Regions from separate parts of the Homo sapiens genome. Here region 2 is linked to region 1. A link is an interaction called in ENCODE POLR2A ChIA-PET data of the cell type or tissue named here. Cell type or tissue: PC-9. All regions are shown on one strand. Each heading gives the region's core, and the rest is flanking DNA. Links, peaks and the distances in the headings are about the cores only. Region 1 has its middle 180 kb from the start of EGLN3-AS1. Region 2 has its middle 120 kb from the start of EGLN3.

What was found. ChIA-PET counts read pairs that join two places held together with the same protein. Peaks named below come from ENCODE experiments on the same cell type or tissue, not always from the same donor. Only the 100,000 strongest peaks of a DNase experiment are listed, where the experiment ranks them.
Region 2: POLR2A ChIA-PET joins it to region 1 with 9 read pairs; 2 of 35 experiments call an interaction of 5 or more read pairs at or near these places.

What each region holds. Positions count from the first base shown.
Region 1 is chr14:34,214,434-34,218,832 of GRCh38, forward strand. No RefSeq gene overlaps it. Among named protein-coding and RNA genes, the nearest start is that of EGLN3-AS1, 180 kb to the left of the region's middle. In PC-9, for the core only: no CTCF peak of the experiment used is centred there; no DNase peak of the experiment used is centred there.
Region 2 is chr14:33,833,641-33,838,039 of GRCh38, forward strand. No RefSeq gene overlaps it. Among named protein-coding and RNA genes, the nearest start is that of EGLN3, 120 kb to the right of the region's middle. In PC-9, for the core only: no CTCF peak of the experiment used is centred there; a DNase peak (open chromatin) is centred at 2,751.

The sequences.
Region 1 (4,399 bases), core at 232-4,231:
CAATATTTCCAGAAACATGAGGGCTTAAAGGATACATATACTGTACTAAGAATAGCCATTACCTCAGGAAGAGGATCAATCAGAGTACCTGAAAGGGGCTCCCATATTTTACTCAGTCTATACATGTATTGTTTTTATCTTCTACAGTGAAAAAGCAAGTATTGCTCTGTAATTTTAGAAAATGCATTTTAAGATGTTCTGAGATGAATAAGCTAAGATTATTTTTTTCAGATTCATGCCCCTAAAAAACTGCCAACTCTAACCTCTTGGAGGGCCAGGTGTGGTGACTCACACCTGTAATCCCAGCACTTTGGCAGGCTGAGGCAGGTGGATCGCTTGGAGCTCAGGAGTTCAAGACCAGCCTGGCCAAAATGGTGAAACCCCATCTCTACAAAAAAAAAAAAAATACAAAAATTAGCCAAGTGGGGTGGTGTGCACCTGTGGTCCCAGCTACTCGGGAGGCTGAGGCAGGAGAATCGCTTGAGCCAAGGAGGTGGAGGTTGCAATGAGCCAAGATTGCGCCACTGCACTCCAGCCTGGATGACAGAGTGAGACCTTGTCTCAGAAAGAAAGAAAGAGAGAAATAAAGACAGACAGAAAGGCAGGCAGGCAGGCGGGCAGGCGGGCGGGCGGGCAGAAAGGAAGAAAGGAAGAAAGGAAGAAATGTTAATGTTTGGTATGAGCTGGACATTGCTCAGAGTTTAACTTGCCAAAATTGTGGCTTTTGTCTTCATTCATTGCTTTCCCTGCACAGTCATTCAGTCAACAAACATTTACAGAGCACTTACTACCTCATAGACTGAAAAAGGCATCTGATGTGAAGCTAAAATTTTCCTTAAAAAAGAAATATGATAATTAATGATGTGGCCAGTTGTTCTCCGTTATAATTAAAGACAAAATCTCAGACAGATTCATCAGAGATAACATTCAGGAACAAAAAAAAAGTGCCTTTCCTGGTTTCCCACTTCTACTGACAACTTTTTTCTTTCAATAACTTGTTATGTGCCAGGAGCAAACAATATGAAATCCATTCCTAATGAGCAATAATTATAGCTTTAAGAAGCTGTACAATCAGTGTTCAGTGATTTCATTATTAGATAGCACCATAAATTATGCTAATGCTGATAACAGTTCTGGATGAGAGAGGTCCAGATCCAGGAGATTGCACTGAAATTATTTACATCCTCTATTTCTGAAACAATAGATCCAGCAATTTGAAAATCAGATGATCCGATTTATTCTGGCGGGACACACATGTAACAAGTTGCATCAACCATAAAATTAAATAGGCTTTCTTTTTATTTTTTTTCCTTTTTTCTTCTTAAACTTTTTTCTTCAATCTTCTCTTACCTTGAGTATTACCAATCTCCTTTGAGAGGAAATTCTAAGTACTGTAAAAAATTGCTCAGTGATGGTGGTTGATGATGTCAGAAAAGGATGACTTTAGTGCACCTGTGTCTTCATAAAAGCTAAGCTTAAAAATGCTATGTCTGGGCCGGGCACGGTGGCTCACGCCTGTAATCCCAGCACTTTGGGAGGTTGAGGCAGGCAGATCACCTGAGGTCGGGAGTTCAAGACCAGCCTGGCCAACATGGTGGAAACCCTGTCTCTACTGAAAATACAAAATTAGCCGGGCATGGTGGCACACACTTGTAATCCCAGCTACTCGGGCGGCTGAGGCAGGAAAATCGCTTGAACCCAGGAGTCGGAGGTTGTGGTGAGCCCAGATCATGCCATTGCACTCCAGCCTGGGCAACAAGAGTGAAACTCTGTCTCAAAAAAAAAAAAAAAAAAAAAAGCTATGTCTGAAAAGTCACAATTACCTACTAGGATGCAGAAGAGGGGTACAGACTTACTGTGTTAGGGAACGATTGCCTCTTCTAATCAAAGTCCAAGCTTTTAAGGGTCAGCTATGAAAGGAGAATCTCCAGATGGATATGGAGAGATGTCCTAGGTGTCTCAACTTTATTCTCCTGTGTTTAGAGTTGGGAATTTTCCCACTTCAGTTAATAGGGTTTTGTTTTGTTTTGTTTTTGTTTTTCTTTTCTTTTTTTTTTTTTTAAAGCTAACTTTTTTTGAGTACTTTATATGCCAGGCCCTGTGCAAAGGGCTTTATGTACACTCTCTCATCCAATCCTCATTAAAACCCTGTGTAATAAATTTATGATTGATTCTCATTGTGGAGATGAAGAATAAGTTTCAGAAGGCAAAAAATAAAATAAAATAAGCAAAAACTAATTTGCCTAAGAACATACACTTAGCAAATGGAAAAGCCAGGATTCAAACCCAGGGGGACCAGGGCTTGCTGCCCTTGATAGGAAATGCGAGGAATCCAACACCCATCTGACTCCAAGTGCAGGGGCTTTGCTGAAGCCTCATAAAGGGCAGCAAAGGGGCAAAAGATACTACGTGACACCCAGAAAGACTTTCTAAAATTCCTATTAAGGTTTACCAAAGATATGGAGCAACTAGAGCACCTTACATTACTGCAGAGGATGCCAATTGGTACAACCACTTTGGAAAACTATATTTTGCAGTATCAACAGAAGTTAAATATACACATATACCCTGTGACCCAGCATTGCACTCCTAAGTGTCTACCAAACAGAAATGACATGCACAACAATATTCACAGCAGCATTGCCCAAAATAGTTCCCAAACTGAAAACAACCCAAATGTCCATTAACATGGACAATGAGCATATTCATTAACTTGCCCATGGATAAATGGGGAAATTAATTATGGTATATTTATTCAATGGAATACTACACAAGAATAAAAAATAGATTACTGATACATACAAAACCACGTATAAATCTCATAGACATAGCCAAGGGAAAGAAATCAGAAACAAACAATCAATACTATATGATTCCATATACATAAGGTTTAAAAACTCACAAAACTACTCTATGGGACTAGAATCAGAATAATGATCACTCTTGAGCTATTGACAAGGGTGTAAGGGAGCCCTCTGGGGTGATTGAAATGTTCTATATCTTGATGTGGGTAGTAGTTACCCAAGTATATTCATATGTAAAAATGCATTGAGCAGTACACTTAACATTTGTGTATTTTATATAAGCTATATCTCAATTTTTAAAAATAAATAAAAATTGTCATTGGGTCTCTTTGTCCCCAAAAGTCCTAGTCATCATGGCAGTTGGTCCCCCAAACTCTACCTCTATTTCTTCCAACTTCAGCACCCCACTTCTCTTGGTCCCTTCTCATACCTTCTAGATATATTATTTTCAGTCTTGCTGGTAGATTCATGTCCTTTCTTACATAAATCAATTTAGTTCCCTCTGGCACCTTCCATTTCTCTTTACTATTCATTAGTATAATCAGGAGAATGAAAATTCCAGCAGTCAAGCAGATCAAACAAACAACTCTCTTTAGAAGAATATTAGTGCACTTACAGAGTCAGATTAGAATCATTTGTTTCTATCTCCTCTGAGAAAGAGTAAGCTCCCTGAGGGTGGGGGGGTACATAACTCAGATGCTGGGCAAATGTGGAGTTGTATTAAATGAATGCTCTTACTTACTCCATACTTCAAGTTGTGAAACCTAGGGCATTCACTAACTTCTCATCATTCACTCCAGAGATGCCAGCAATGGGTTAAAGTAATAAACAAGGATGCTTAGAGTTAAGATCATAAAACTATGTTTCAGAGGCATTTGCCTGGGAATTACAAGAAAAATGCAAGATCGAAGACTTTAATTATCTTGGGTCATTTTTATTATTTTAATCTTTTTATCTCTCTCTAACTTACTGCCTTTTACTGAACAGGCATAACCAGGCAATTCCACTGTTACGAGAGAATAGAAGAACAATAATTCCCTTAGAGTGTATAGGAGAGAAGACAAGAAGTCTAAGTAAACAATTAAATTGTCTAAACTCTGAAATGTAGGAAACAAGCCAGGAATCGGACTGGCACCTATTTTCTTGCTGTTGAATATAGCGGAGCCTAGAAAGGTGATTAGTTCCCATTTTATCATACAGGTGGAAGAGTCTTTCATCTATTTGCTTGGGAAGGTGCTCAAGTGTGGGCATCTCGCAGGAATAGTCTCATCTCTTTAACCTGGGATATACCAGCTACCAATCACTATCAGAACCCCAAAATTCAAAATCAGGGAAGCAAGCGAAAAAATAAAGGCAAAAGGACGCATTCGACCTATTACTTATCAAGAAAGAGTGGCTTGTCTTAGAGTCCATTTCAAAATGCTGTGCCAGGCCAAATTTAGAGGAGAGAAAATCTTTTGTTCAAATCCCTCACTGAAATATAACTAAATGGAATAAAAGTCTGAGGTCGTGTAACAGGCCTCAATTGTAAGGCCACAGGTGACAAAAGGCTAGTTGAAGGATAAGCCATTTTTTTCGAATACTGATATATTACC
Region 2 (4,399 bases), core at 292-4,291, 380 kb before region 1:
AAATATAATAATAATATCTAAATAAGATTTTTATCTTTAGACTTTATGTTATTGAGTGAAAACTGAATTCTTGGCATTGCACTTTCAGTTTGTGTCTCTCAGCCACTGACTCAGAAATAATGATGAGTGGGATATGCTGAATGAACCGGACTCCCGCATGCAATGGTTTATGACAGATGACGATATATGATGAGAATACAAAACCCTGATGATAATAGGTTTATTTATCGATTGCAAATAAAATTCATGAAGTGTGAAGCTGAAAACGGCACTGAAGGGAATTGAGCAGGGAGGCCATCAGCAAGAGCATGTACAACACAGAAACGGAGCTAAGTGCTGCTCGATGGAGACCGGGTGGACGTGGAGGCAGGGCCCCAACTGGAATCGGGACGCTGCTTCTCACTTAGTGATGTCCTTGGACAAAAGGCACAGTCCTCTTTCTGCCTCCACCTCTTCAGGGGCACACCAGGCCTGTGCCATGGCTGGGAGGTGGAAGTAGAAAGACACAGCAATTCAGAAAGCTGGTGCTGCAGAACCAGCTCTGCCACTAGCAAGTTATGTGGCCTTGGGCAGGAGTTTGAATCTCTACTGGCCTTCATTTGTTCCATAAAATAAAAGGTTTCATTCATTCAGCAAACACCACAACAGGCGGTACTGCGCTGCTCATGCCAAGGTGAGTAAAGTGAGAGTGCCCTATTTCCTGGCAAGAGCTGGACTGTAATCGACTACAGTACAGCCCTGGGCTGCAGGTACACACGCAGCCAGCTTGGCACCAGGTCTTGGCACTCCCAATGTCCTTTATGCGTCTCACTTCTACAGTTTTAACTACAAAACCACATTTTCCAGGCACTTGAAGATGCTCCCAACGAGAATGAGCTAAAACACAGCCAAATGTAGAGGCTTTTCAACTCCCAGGCAGAGCCTAGGAAGATCACGGAGGAAAGGACCGTAGGCCTGAGAAGTCATTTGCATATTGCTGGATGATTTACATGCTGGAGTGAGCCAGACTTCCCAGGAATGCCTTCCTGTGGGTTCTCCCTCACCAACACCACTGCAGGGACACCTCCTAAGCCTAAAAGAGGGTTTTTGCCCAATGTACACAGGAATTTGCATAACGTAATTCCACAAAACAAGACCAGAAGCATCTCTTTATTTATCTTCCAACAGGCCCCCAGAAGTAAGCTGACAGGAAGCCCTTAACCACAGAGCTTCCAAAAAGGTGGCTTCCAAAGAGTCATGGCAGGTAGTGATTGAAAAAGGGGATAATTGTGGCTCCAATTTAGCTTAGTGACAATAAAGTCTTGAAGAAGATGTCATCTTGAAAACCATTGAGTTTTCATTTGAAAAACATAGAATCTGTATTCGTTTTGACTGCTGCCTAACAAATTACCACAAACAGCAGCTTAAAATAATACAGATTTATCATCTCACAGCTTCCACGTGTCAGGAGACCAAATGCAGGTTAGCTGGGTCCTTTGCCCAGGGTCTTACCAGGTTGAAATCGCTGTGTTAGCCAGGGCTGTGATCCCTTTTCGTTTTGTTTTGTTTTTCTGTTTTTTTGAGATGGAGTCTCCCTCTGTCACCCAGGCTGGAGTGCAGTGGCATAATCTTGGCTCACTGCAACCTCCACCTCCCGAGTTCAATCAGTTCTCCTCCTCAGCCTCCCAAGTAGCTGTGATGGCAGGCACGTGACACCATGCCTGGCTAATTTTTGTATCTTTAGTAGAGACAGGGTTTTGCCATGTTGACCAGGATGGTCTCAAACTCCTGACCCCAGGCGATCTGCCTGCCTCAGCCTCCCAAAGTGCTGGGATTGTAGGCATGGGCCACCACGCCCGGCCCAGGGCTGCCATCTTGTCTGAGGTAGGGGGTCTTCTACCAAGCTCACTGGCTATCGGCAGAATTGAGTTCCATGTAGCTATAGGGCTGAGGACCTCAACTCCTAGAGGCCACCACAATTTTTTGCCATGTGGTGCTGTTCATAATATGGAAGTTTGTTTTTTCAAAGACAGCAGAAGAATCTCTGACTTCTTTTGTCTTTGACCGCCAGACTCTGTTTTTAAAAATTCACCTGATTAGTTCAGGCCTACCTGGGATAGCTCCTTTTCATTCATGCCAACTGACTAATAAGCTAAATTGTGCAAAATTACAGACCTTTGCCATATAACAGAGTCATGAGAGTAATAGCCCATCACCTTTGCCATATTCCATTGGTTAGAAGCAAATTACAGGTGTGGCCACACTTAAGGGCAAAGGCTAATACATGGATATGGTTATTGGGACTGGAATTCTGCCTATCACAGGATCTCTCTCCATATTCTTTTGTATGGTTTATTTTACTTATGTTGGTTTCATTGTACAGAATTTTCTGCTCTCGTGGAGAGAAGTCTTCCAGGAACAAGTCTCCTTCCCCGATTGGTATTGTATCCAGATTTGGTCATTATTGCTCTGAAGCTTAGAAACAGGGTTCATGGGAAGATTTTTACCTCCCTACCCTGGCCTTCTTATGCCTTCTACTGCTTTCTCTCAGGGAAAAGAGTAAGCAGGTATAATATAGAGATCTCACAAACAACTCAAAATCCCCACGGATAATGTGAAATTATCCCCAGAGAAGGTGAATCATGCAAGAAGATGTTTTTATTGAAAGCATCCCAAGCAGGAGTAGTTTTTGCCCTAAGGGAGATCATAGAAGAGGTTCCGCCCCCAAGGTGTTGTAAGCACTTGTGGTGCCGACTGTCAAATTGATACGTCCTCTTCTTTCAGAGAAAAACCAACTGCTTATCTCTTCCCCTCTGTGGCTTAACCAAGTGCCTGCAGGCCAAAGCAGCAAGCTTCTTGACCTTTCCCCACACTCCTGCAAGGAAGGACTTAACTTCTCAACCCTACCTTTTCAATAAGAAAAAGGTTTGAGGTTAAGGCAAGCAGCAGGGTTTTTATAAAAGATGATTTTGTCTCCACACTCACTCCTGGCCCTTTTCCACACACCTGCCCCTTCCCTGCCCCTCGCCCTGGTACTTCCGGCTCTTTCGCTGCCTGCCTCCTGCTTTGCTGGATAGTGTTCATTTTCACCCATCCCCCAGGCCTTCTGCCATCCCTCCCTGGGCCTGCCTCCAACACTCTCCTTAGTCCACGATATAGAGGTTTTCTGAAAGCAGAAGCCCTTTGCACTAAGACATAAACGGTGCCAAATCACCCCCACAAGATTGAAAGAGAACACTTTCAAAGAGAAGGAAAAACAAAGGGAAAGGAACACAGCAGGGCCACCAAAAGATACAAACCAGTTGAATTTCTGTAAGAGAAAACCAAATCTCCAAACCAGCTGAATTTCCGTAATAGAAAACCAAATCTCCACATCAAGGATGAATCCGACCTTGGGTGGGGAGGAATCTAGACCTAACACAGGCAACTAAGAGGAGGTACTGACTGTGACGTAAAGACCACATTCCTGAAGCAGCAGCTCCAGGGATACCCGAGCTATAGAGCTGGCATAGCAACAACGTCTTTCCAGACTATCAGTGAAAAAAGTAGTTGTCCTCGAGGATAGCCCAGTTTTTATGAATGTGGATCAGATGGGCCTGGGTTTGAATCCTAGTGCTATTACTTAGTGACCACATGATCCCTGTCAAGTCGCTTATGTGCTATATGCCTCAGCTTCTCGCTTTTGTGCTATATGCCTCAGCTGATAAGATGGGGGTAATAAGCGTTGCACTGTGTCACAGTTACTATTGTGAGGATCATATTGGATCTATGGCCTGTGATGTAATCAGCACGACACCTGGCATGTAATAAATGCTCAGTAAGTATTGTTCTTGCTGTTAAACTCTGTTGATCTGGGAGCAAGTAGCCCCAGGCATAATATTCCCCAACTTTGCCCTCCTGGCTCACTTAAATGTAACCAGACTGGGTTCTTTGATTTTAACTTGTGAGAGAGAAAAGAATTTTTTCCCTAAAGTTTCTGAAACTTAAACATTAAAATACTCACTTGAGGAGGAATGGGGTGATTTGCTCAAAAAGTACAAAGTTTCAGGTAGACAGGATGAATTACTATTGTACAGTCACCATGCTGTCCAATAATCTTCAGATTAGTTATTCAGATTATATATTTAATAAGTGTATTAAACACTTGAAAATTGCTAACAGATCTTAAATGTTCTCACCCCAAAAAATACTATGTGAGATGATAGATATGTTAATTAGCTTGTCTGTGGCAATATTTCACAATGTATACATATATTAAAACATTATGTTGTACACTACAAATATATACAATTAGTCAATTATACCTCAATAAAACTGAAAAAATAGTCACTTGAGGCAAGAGCTATGGAAATGTATCTGCCCCCAGATTCGGGTCTCCTAAGTAGTTTTTTTGGGGGATCAAATTCCATAGAAGCATACT